Regions from separate parts of the Homo sapiens genome. Here region 1 is linked to region 2. Evidence: read pairs that join two places in POLR2A ChIA-PET (ENCODE). Cell type or tissue: PC-3. All regions are shown on one strand. Each heading gives the region's core, and the rest is flanking DNA. Links, peaks and the distances in the headings are about the cores only. Region 1 overlaps PIK3C2A (phosphatidylinositol-4-phosphate 3-kinase catalytic subunit type 2 alpha). Region 2 has its middle 19 kb from the start of NUCB2.

Region 1 (5,386 bases), core at 241-5,240, 170 kb after region 2:
TATACTTGGACAGAACTTATAAAGTTAAATATACTTGCTGCATTTCAACACATCTGTTGGACCAACAGTCACATAACTAACCTTTTTGAATTTTTGGAAGCCATTGCTGTTTTAAAGTCATTATGTAGAATGCTACAAACCCTAAACTTAATATATACTAATTCCTGAAAAAGACTTTGAGACAGTACTATGTCAGTTCAGCCACCTATTTTGCATTGTTTTCTATAAGGAGGCAAAGCATATGTGTTTTCCTGTTATGCACCTTTTATAGCCTTTACCACTGTGTAATGTTCACAAACACCAAAGTAAAGGAAAAATGCAGGATGTTACCGTAAAATCCAGCTGCTATTCATGGAGCTGAAAAACAAAGCACAAATAATAGATAGCTAAGTTAAGAACTACTAAGTAGTTTATAGAAGTAGGGAAAAACGTAATACTGCTTTTTATTCATGTCTTTAAAGCCTTTTTCAGAATAAGTGCCAATCACTGATGTTGTAAATAATGGTGCCTTAACTTTATATGCTTCCCTGGCACTTCGTTTCTGATTTTTTTCCTGATTTGATAAATAATTAGTACATAGTTTTCACTCACTTGCAGCTTACTAAAGACAAGAAATTATGTACATGTACTAATGTTTTTCCCACAAAAAAATCCTTTACTTCTGATGTATGAATTAGTTATCTAAATAGTTAAGCCTAATACCTGAATAAGACTCACCAATGTGATTGTACAATAAATTCTATCATTCCATTAAAATCCTACATTTATTCCCAGGAATGGTAATTTCACCTCCCTACATCTATACTCCACTCCCTCAGTAAATAAGTGAAAATTGTTAACCCATGTGCCCATTCCTGAGTAGGGCAGACTCTTCACAAGAGGCCCATGACAAGAATTCTAGGGTCCAGATTGAACTTTAATATAGACCTTTGTCTGTGTAGACCAGTTTGTCTTGTAAACTGTCTTACTTATGTGTGTAAACATTTTACATTCACATGAAAAGTTATTTTCCTTTATATAATTGGATTCAGAATCATAAGGGACAGGACTGAAATTATTCTACAGTAACCAGTAAGAATAAGATTCGGCCGGGCACGGTGGCTCCTGCCTGTAATCCCAACACTTTGGGAGGCCAAGGTGGGCGGATCACCTGAGGTCAGGAGTTTGAGACCAGCCTGGCCAACATGGTGAAACCCCGTCTCTACACAAAAATTAGCCAGGCGTGGTAGCGGGCATCTGTAATCCCAGCTACTTGGGGGGCTGAGGCAGGAGAATCGCTTGAACCCAGGAGGCGGAGGTTGCAGTGAGCCGAGATCACGCCACTGCACTCCCGCCTGGGTGACAAGAGCAAAACTCCATCTTAAAAAAAAAGAAAAAAAGAGTAAGATTCATTTTTATTAGTTACTCAACTTCAGACACAATTTTGTTAATTTGGATATATACATATATATAATAAGAACTCATGGTTAGAATAGAAATACAGATACTTTAAAAATGGTAATAGAAATTGTACCAATCAGGTTGCTGTGAGAAAACTGACAAAATATGCAATAAAGAATACCAAGAGAGAAAGGACAATCGCCAATTCAGTTTCCCAGAACAGAATTTTTATGAACTGCACAAATGTTTAATGTAAATGGTGATACCTACAGGGAAGAAATAGAAGAGTTGATAATATATCACTGGGACGGGGTGGGGGAAAGACTTGAAATTTTTGGTGCCTAACACTAATGGTCCATATGTAGTTAAACCCATGAGTATGGTATATGAATGTCTTTTTTAAATGTTAAAATGTGTTGTCTATTTAATGTTAATTAAAATGCAGATCAAAGCACCACCATTTGCTTTTTCCACAGATCATTAACATTTCCTTAAAGTATGTAAGTACCTTTGCAAATGCAAATGTACTAGTAATTTTCACTTAAGCTTTTGAGACCGAATTCCATTCCACCAGTTATCACTTAGCCACTGTAATTTAAAAACAAACAAACAAACAAAAACTGTCTTGGTAGAGGTCGTTAATTAGACTCAACATGTACTGCCTTTTTGCAGTCTATTATGACAGTGTCTTTTAGCACAAATAATAGAGCTAAAAAATGTCCTGTCACTTCCATTATAAGAAATCTGGATTCATATCTAAGTGTATATTATAATACTGTACAGTTAAGAGTTCAGAACAAGTGGTAATGTTTTCTCTTAATTTAACTCATTTTGTGCCTTCTTTACTCATTCAAACACACATACATTTTACATATAGTTTATTTCTTTATGAAATGCTAATCTTCAGCCCGTACCAAAAAGTAGAGTGGAGCCTCTTTGCACTACTACTATCAATAAATTTTAAATCAGTTGGATTTTTAAGCATTTTTTAAAAGCTGACATTAAAGTAAATCTAAAAAAAGTTTAACAAACTGGCCAAGACACTAATTTTTATGTATAATCACAATATTTTATACTCACCTTTATTGACTAAAAATAATTATGCTACATGTTGTCCTGCATCAGAAGAATTATTTCTTCTTGCCAGTGTTTTGGGATTTGAAGATAATGGTTCACTCAAAGAACCTATTATTTTCTCTACTGAGGAACCCAATGTAGAACTTGCACTGATATTTTTATTACTGCCTTTATATGAATCTATAGGTATCTAAATGTTAAGGCATGTATGATCTTTGATCATTTCTTTTTTCAAATTAAAGTTGTATAAAAGTTTCAATATCTTGCCTTAAATTAGTTGCCTATTCTTTCTAGGATTCAAATATTGTGACATTTAAAAAAGAAAACATTCACTTTTGAAACTTAGACTTCAGATCAAAAAGGACTGAACCCCCACTATCATAATCCATACATTCATTTCCATGTTGTTTGACTAGCAGTGCATATATGAATGAATATGGTAATTAATCTTACCTATAAGAACCAAATACTTTAATTATATTAAGATAGTGAATAAAGATGTATAATATTTTTATTAATACCTTGAATATATTCAGTGGATTGAATGTGACTTCATAACTGTACTACGATTGTATTAAAATATTTCTGGAATAAAAGAACTCTGCTATCATTTCTTTCCTTGTTGACATACTAACATTTTTGGTTCCAGACTTTGCAATGAGCTCACTCTTGATGTTCTTTGCATCTCACCCAGGAGTCTATTAGGTTTAATAATCCTGAATTTCAGAACTAACCTGTTAGTTGCCCCTAAAAATGTTCAAATAGAGATTCTGACTTCTGAGTGTTAACTCTTTTTTTTTTTTGAGACAGAGTCTTACTTTGTCTCCCAGGCCTGGAGTGCAGTGGCGACATCTCGGCTCACTGCAACCTCCATCTCCTGGGTTAAAGCGATTCTCCTGCCTCAGCTTCCTGAGTAGCTGGAACTACAGGCACACACAACCACGCCCGGCTAATTTTTGTATTTTTAGTGTAGCAGGACAAGCCGCAGACAAAACTCCTCAGACGCGGAGTTAAAGGAAGGGGTTTATTCGGCCGCGGGCATTGGCAAGACTCCTGTCTCGAGCCGAGCCCCCCCAGGGAGCAATTCCTGTCCCTTTTAAGGGCTCACAACTCTAAGGGGGTGCGTGTGAGAGGGTCGTGATTGATTGAGCAAGCCAGGGGTATGTGACTGGGGGCTGCATGCACCGGTAATTAGATCGGAACAAAACAGGGATTTTCACAGTGCATTTCTATACAATGTCTGTAATCTATAGATAACCCATTAGGTCAGGGGTCAATCTTTAACTACCAGGCCTGGGGTGTGGCACCGGGCTGTCTGCCTGTGGATTTCATTTCTGCCTTTTAGTTTTTACTTCTTTCTTTGGAGGCAGAAATTGGGCATAAGACGATATGAGGGGTGGTCTCCTCCCTTATTAATAGATGGGGTTTCGCCGTGTTGGCCAGGCTGGTCTCAAATTCCTGACCTCAAGTGATCCGCCCGCCTCGGCCTCCCGAAGTGCTGGGATTACAGCCACCACGCCGGGCCTGAGAGTTACTCTTTGAAGGTCTGGATTGCAACCACTTTGCTACAGTCCATCACTATTTCTTAGAAGGGAAATGCTTCTGTGAGTATAGTCCCTGGCCTTTGGTACTTAAGATATTAAGTAGTCCTGCAACAGTTATATTACAGACGTATCTACAGAACTGAGAAATGTGGATTCTTCTTATACAGTACCTTCATCCTGTAATGGTAACAGTGTGAAGGTGTGGTTCTCTGACCCTAAGATGACATGTGAAAGGGCCCAGAGACCATGAAAGAGCAGTAACTCAATTAGAGCCAGCTTTGGGGGTGACAGTTTCTGTCAGAAAAAAAAGGATCTTTATTTCATCCTTACTCTTCTGAAAAACTTCATTATGCAAGTCTTTAATCATTTACAAAATCAGATAACAGCATAATGAACTCCATGGGTGAATCCATCACACAGCTTCAATAGTTATTACCTTAGGGCTAACCTTGTTCCATCTGTATTAACTAAGATGTTCCTAGGTATGGATATCTTTGAATGTATCCTATTTAAGATTATTTATTTATTTATTTTTTGAGAAGGAGTCTCACTCTCGCCCAGGCTGGAGTGCAGTGGCGCGATCTCGGCTTACTGCAAGCTCCGCCTCCCGGGTTCATGCCGTTTTCTTGCCTCAGCCTCCCGAGTAGCTGGGACTACAGGCGCCTGCCACCACACCCGTCTAATTTTTTGTATTTTTAGTAGAGACGGGGTTTCACCGTGTTGGCCAGGATGGTTTCGATCTCCTGACCTCGTGATCCACCCGCCTCGGCCTCCCAAAGTGCTGGGATTACAGGCGTGAGCCACCATGCCCAGCCGCCCTATTTAAGATTCTTAAAACCGTGGATCAGGGCTGGGTGCGGTGGCTCACCCCTATAATCCCAGCACTTTGGGAGGCCGAGGCAGGCGGATCACGAGGCTAGGAGTTCGAGACTAGCCTGGCCAATATGGTGAAACCCCCACCTCTACTAAAAATTTAAAAATTAGCCGGGCGTGGTGGCGCGTGCCTATAATCCCAGCTACTCAGGAAGCTGAGGCTGGAGAATTGTTTGAACCTGGGAAGCGGAGGTGGCAGTGAGCCGAGATCATGCCACTGCATTCCAGCCTGGGCAACAGAGCGAGACTCGTCTCCAACAACAACAACAAAAAGTTGGGTGTGGTGGCTCACGCCTATAATCCCAGCACTTTGGGAGGCTGAGGTGGGCAGATCACGAGGTCAGGAGTTCAAGACCAGCCTGGCCAAAATACTGAAACCCCATCTCTACTAAAAATACGAAAATTAGCTGGGTGTGGTGGCACGCACCTGTAGTCCCAGCTACTCGGGAGGCTGAGGCAGGAGAATCGCTTGAACCCGGGAGGCAGAGGTTGCAGTGAGCTGAGACTGTGCC
Region 2 (5,386 bases), core at 248-5,247:
AACTTGACATCTTAAAGGGATGGTCAAACTCTGAAATCACCAGTGGGAGGTGCACAACAGGAAAAGGGTTGGGCCCATATTTGGGAAGTCAGTGATCATGATGTCATAAGGGAATGGAGCAGTCATTCATTCCTTCAAGCATGATAACATAGAAAAGTTTGAAAGTTTTAGGACAAAGATCACAAGACTGCTGCCCAGGGGTGGGATCTGGCCCATAGACATGTTTTGTTGGCCTGCACACAGGATTTTGTGTGTTTCTTCCCCAGTTAGTTGCCAAATTTGGAATTTCTATAATAAAAATCAGGATTTCTGGCTTCTTTTTAAAAATGTTGGAGTTCTGACAACCTTTGGTCTGCATTCCTACCTGGCAACAGCTGGCTGGAGCACACTAACAGCTTTCTTTTTTTGGATGAGACAGGTACTCTTAGTTTACCACAGTCCTCATTTAGTTAGTTTTACTCATATTATCCACCTAGCACTTGTGGGCATTCAAGTTTGTGACACTGGTTTGGGGAATTCCATATAACAAAGAGGTGAGGTAATGTTGGGAAATATGTTGTAGGAGGGGAAGGTAATCTATGACATGAGAAGCTATGTAGACCTTAGGAAATTCATTGTGACAAGGATGGAAGCAGTGGAATATTGATACACTGCTGTTTTAACCCCAAGAATATTCCGATCCTGCCACCCTTGACTTCTGGGAGTATTTTGCCCCCATTGTATTGAAAGCATGAAGAATATGCCACCCCAAAGTATGCTGTTCTGGCATATTGACTATTTTGAATTATATATATATATATATATATATATATATTTTTTTTTTTTTTCTTTTTCTTTTTGAGACAGAATCTCGCACTGTTGCTGGGGCTAGAGTGCAGTGGTGAGATCTCGGCTCACTGCAATCTCCACCTCCCAGGTTCAAACGATTCTCCTGCCTCAGCCTCCCAAGCAGCTGGGATTACAGGCACCCACAACCATCCCCAGCTAACTTTTTGTATTTTTAGTACAGACGGGGTTTCACTATGTTGGCCAGGCTGGTCTCAAACTCCTGACCTCATGATCCATCTGCCTCGGCCTCCGAAAGTGCTGGGATTACGGGCATGAGCCGCCGCACCTGGCCTGAATTAAAGATTAAAAAAAGAAAACAGCAAATACAAGAAGATCACTCTGACCTTCATTTTGTTTCTTAAAAGCAAGAGATGAAGTTCCTATGTGAAAGATGCCCTCCCTATAAACCAACAAACATTCTTATTATCAAGGACAGGAAGAAAATTCTGTACAAACAAACCTTTTAAAACTAACCCTTATCTTCCTAGTCACTTCTCTATCCAATGAGCTACCCTAGTCCAAGCTCTTTTGCCTTATCACATTTTCACAGTTACTACTCTTTGTCCAAAGTCCAATTCAGTATATAAGTGACTCTCACTGCTCCTTTGTATCTTCATTTCTTTGTGAGGACTCTGGTGCCATGTAAAACTTGTATTTCTATGCTTTTCTCCTGTTAATTTGTCTTATGTCAATGTGATTCCCAGGCTCAGCCAGGACCCTAAGAGGACGGAGGTAGAGTTTTGCTGCCCCACAGTGTATTCAAGAGCTTTATAGTGCATGCATTAATCATGGAATTAAACTGAATCAATAAAATTTGACTCATAAAATACTTTCCAAGAAAATTCACTGATATTGACATAATTCTTATTATATGTTTGTTGTTAAATATCCTTGGTGTTGGCTGGACATGGTGAATCACACCTGTAATCCCAACAATTTGAGAGGCCAAAGCAGGAGGATGGCTTGAGGCCAGTAGTTCAAGACCAGCCTTGGCAGCATAGTGAGACCTCAACTCTACAGAAAAAATAAATACGTAAAAAGTACAAAAAACCCACACAAATCCCTGGTGTCAAATATCCTTGGGTCAGGTTTAGAAGAAATCTTATTACTCCCCAAGTGGTATAAACCATATCTTCAAAAGATCCATAACATCATCAACAACTGTCCTTGAAACATCCCACTCTCTTTGCTGCCTGCATACCTCAGCTCAAACTGTTCCTTTTCTTAGAAGGCCCTTCTCTTTCACTGAACTCTGAATTATTCTTCAAATAACAGTGGAGAAATTACTTCCCCAAGCCACACTCTCCTAGCATTAAGAAACAACTCCTGGCCGGGCGCAGTGGCTCATGCCTGTAATCCCAACATTTTGGGAGGCAGAGGCAGGCAGATCATGAAGTCAGGAGTTCGAGACTAGCCTGGCCAACATGGCAAAAGCCCGTCTCTACTAAAAATACAAAAATTAGCTGGGCTTGATGGTGGGTGACTGTAATCCCAGCTACTCAGAAGGCTGAGGCAGGAGAATGGCTTGAACCTGGGAGGCAGAGGTTGCAGTGAGCCAAGATTGCACCATTGCACTCCAGGCTGGTCAACACAGTGAGACTCTGTCTCAAAAAAAAAAAAAAAAGAAAAAAGAAAAAGAAAAAAGAAACAACTCCTCCTCCTACAGAACTTTGAAGACATCTTTATTATAAAATTTATCACAGTGGAGTAGCTTTTTAAACAATTTTATCAATTTCCTTTGGTAGAATTAAAGATTGTGAGTTACTTAAAGGCAGTATTTTCTGGCAATCTAAAGTCATTTAATAAATATTTGTATAGTGAATGGTCATAAGCCAGTATAGAAATCTACTAGGTCAAAAGGTTATGGGGTGGGGCCATGATGAGACATGCTATTATATGACAAAATTTGCCATATGAAAATGAAGCAGAATATGATGTCATGGGGAAAATCTATGCAAGCTTATCTGATGACACTAGTCTGGATGTGCTGACAACAACAGGAAGAGGAGCTGAGCCCTACATTTGATCACTAGGGTGGTACAAGCTTCTAGGAAATCCTCCCATGTCCAGATCATCCTAAGCACTTACCACAGTGCTTGGAACAGAGTAGACCTACAGTAAATACCTACTTGATGATAATGAGTGAGTGAATACGGGAATAAGCTAGCATATTCTGGGCTCTAAGCCATCCTAAATCAGGCTTCCCCCCACCCCCCGACAGTCTCTCTCTCTCTCTGTCACCCAGGCTGGAGTGCAGTAGCACAGTCAAGGCACACTACAGCCTTGACCTCCCAGGCTCAAGCCATCCTCCCATCTTAGCCTTTGGAGTATCCGGGACCGCAGGCGTGCACCACCATGCCTGCCTAATTTTATTTTTTGTACAGATGGGGTCTCTCTGTATTGCCTAGGCTGGTCTTGAACTCCTGGGCTTAAGTGATCCTCCTGCCTCAACCTCCCACGGGCTTTGGTTCTGAATTAGGTTAGTCTGGAGTGGTTTAGTTCTGTTGCAAGCTGTTCTTTGTTGAGCCAATGTCTTAGTTGAGGTCAAGCATAGTTGTCTACGTCAACACAGTAGTCCCCCGCTTATATGCAGTTTCACTTTCCTGGGTTTCAGTTACCAGCAGTCAACTACAGTCCAAAAAGATTAAATGGAAAATTCCAGAAATAATTCATAAGTCTTAAATTGCATGCCATTCTGAGTAGTATATAGTATGATGAAATCTCAGCCATCCTGCTCTGTCCCACTCCAGATGTGAATCATCGCTTTGTTCATTATATCCATGCTATATACACTACCCATTTATTAGTCACTTAGCAGTCATCTCAGTTATCAAATCAACTGTCACAGTATCACAGTGCTTGTGTTCAGTAAGTCTTATTTTTCTTAATAATGACCCCAAAGCCCAAGAGTAGTGATGCTCAAATATTGTTATAATTGTTCTTTTTTTTTTTTGAGATGGAGTTTCACTCTTATTGCCCAGGCTGGAGTGCAGTGGCCTGATTTCGGCTCACTGCAAACTTCGCCTCCTGGGTTCAAGCGATTCTCCTGCCTCAGCCTCCCAAGTAGCTGGGATTACAGGCACACGCCACCACACTCCATGTTTTTGTTTTTGTTTTTGTTTGAGATGGAGTTTTGTTCTTGTTGCCCAGGCCAGAGTGCAGTGGCCTAATCTTGGCTCACTGCAACCTCCGCCTCCCGGGTTCAAGCGATTCTCATGAACATGTACAATGATGGTCCCATGATTTAAAAATGGAGCTGAAAAATTCCTATTGCCTACTATTTACCACACTATACATTTGAATGTGTGTGCGTGTGTCTGTGTGTGTGTTTGTGGGTGTGTGACAGGGTCTCACTTTATTACCTAGGCTGGAGTGCAATGGTGCAATCACAGCTCACTGCAACCTTAATTTCCTGGGTTCAAGTGATCCTCCCACCTCAGCCTCCTAAGTAGCTAGGACCACAAGCTAATTTTTGTACATATATTTTTCTTTTTTAAGACGAAGTCTCGCTCTGTCGCCTAGGATGGAGTGCAGTGGCGCCATCTTGGCTCACTGCAACCTCCACCTCCTGGGTTCGAGTGATTCTCCTGCCTCAGCCTCCAGAGTAGTTGGGACTAGAGGCATGCGCCACCATGTCCAGCTAATTTTTGTATTTTGTTTTTTTTTCCGAGATAGAGTCTCGCTCAGTCACCCAGGCTGGAGTGCAATGGCACGATCTCGGCTCACTGCAACCTCCACCTCCCAAGTTCAAGTGATTCTCCGCCTCAGCCTCCAGAGTAGTTGGGACTACAAGTGTGCGCCACCATGACAGGCTAATTTTTGTATTTTTAGTAGAGACGGAGTTTCACTATGTTGGCCAGGCTGGTCGCAAACTCCTGACCTTGTGATCCACCTGTCTCGGCCTCCCAAAGTGCTGGAATTACAGGCGTGAGCCACAGCACCCAGACTGTACTATATCTTTTATCATTGCTTTAGAGTGTACAAAGTTTGGTGCAAAAGTGACTGCGGTTTTTGCAATTAAAATAATGGCAAAAAATTCAGGCATAGTGGCTCATGCCTGTAATCCCAGCACTTTGGGAGGCCAAGGTGGATGGATCAACTGAGGTCAGGAGTTCAAGACCAGCCTAACCAACACAGTGAAACCCCATCTCTACTAAAAATGCAAAATTAGCTGGGCGTGGTGGCACAAGCCTGTAATCCCAGCTACTTGGGAAGCTAAGGCAGGAGAATGGCTTGAACCTCGGGAGGCAGAGGTTGCAGTGAGCTGAGATCGTGCCATTGCACTCTAGCCTGGGCGGCAAGAGCGAAACTCTGTCTGAAAAAAAAAGGTAATGGCAAAAACCACCATCACTTTTGCACCAACCTAATACTTCTACTTATAAAATAAAAAAGTAAAACAGCCTCAGGCACGCCCTTCAGGAGATAGTCTAGAAGACAGTCTAGAATATGACATCCAGAAGATGATGCTCCGTGCATGTTATTGCCCTTGAAGACTTTCCAGGGCGACAAGATGTAGAGTGATATTGATGATCTTGACCCTACGTAGGCATAGGCTGAT

What was found. ChIA-PET counts read pairs that join two places held together with the same protein. Peaks named below come from ENCODE experiments on the same cell type or tissue, not always from the same donor. Only the 100,000 strongest peaks of a DNase experiment are listed, where the experiment ranks them.
Region 1: POLR2A ChIA-PET joins it to region 2 with 7 read pairs; 7 of 35 experiments call an interaction of 5 or more read pairs at or near these places.

Annotation. Positions count from the first base shown.
Region 1 is chr11:17,084,242-17,089,627 of GRCh38, reverse strand. PIK3C2A (phosphatidylinositol-4-phosphate 3-kinase catalytic subunit type 2 alpha) reads left to right here. Exons shown (of 33, transcript NM_002645.4): 33 at 1-3,053. Among named protein-coding and RNA genes, the nearest start is that of RPS13, 9.3 kb to the right of the region's middle. In PC-3, for the core only: no CTCF peak of the experiment used is centred there; no DNase peak of the experiment used is centred there.
Region 2 is chr11:17,254,829-17,260,214 of GRCh38, reverse strand. No RefSeq gene overlaps it. Among named protein-coding and RNA genes, the nearest start is that of NUCB2, 19 kb to the left of the region's middle. In PC-3, for the core only: a CTCF peak has its summit at 1,558; DNase peaks (open chromatin) are centred at 1,684, 2,784 and 3,574; H3K27ac peaks cover 2,383 bases.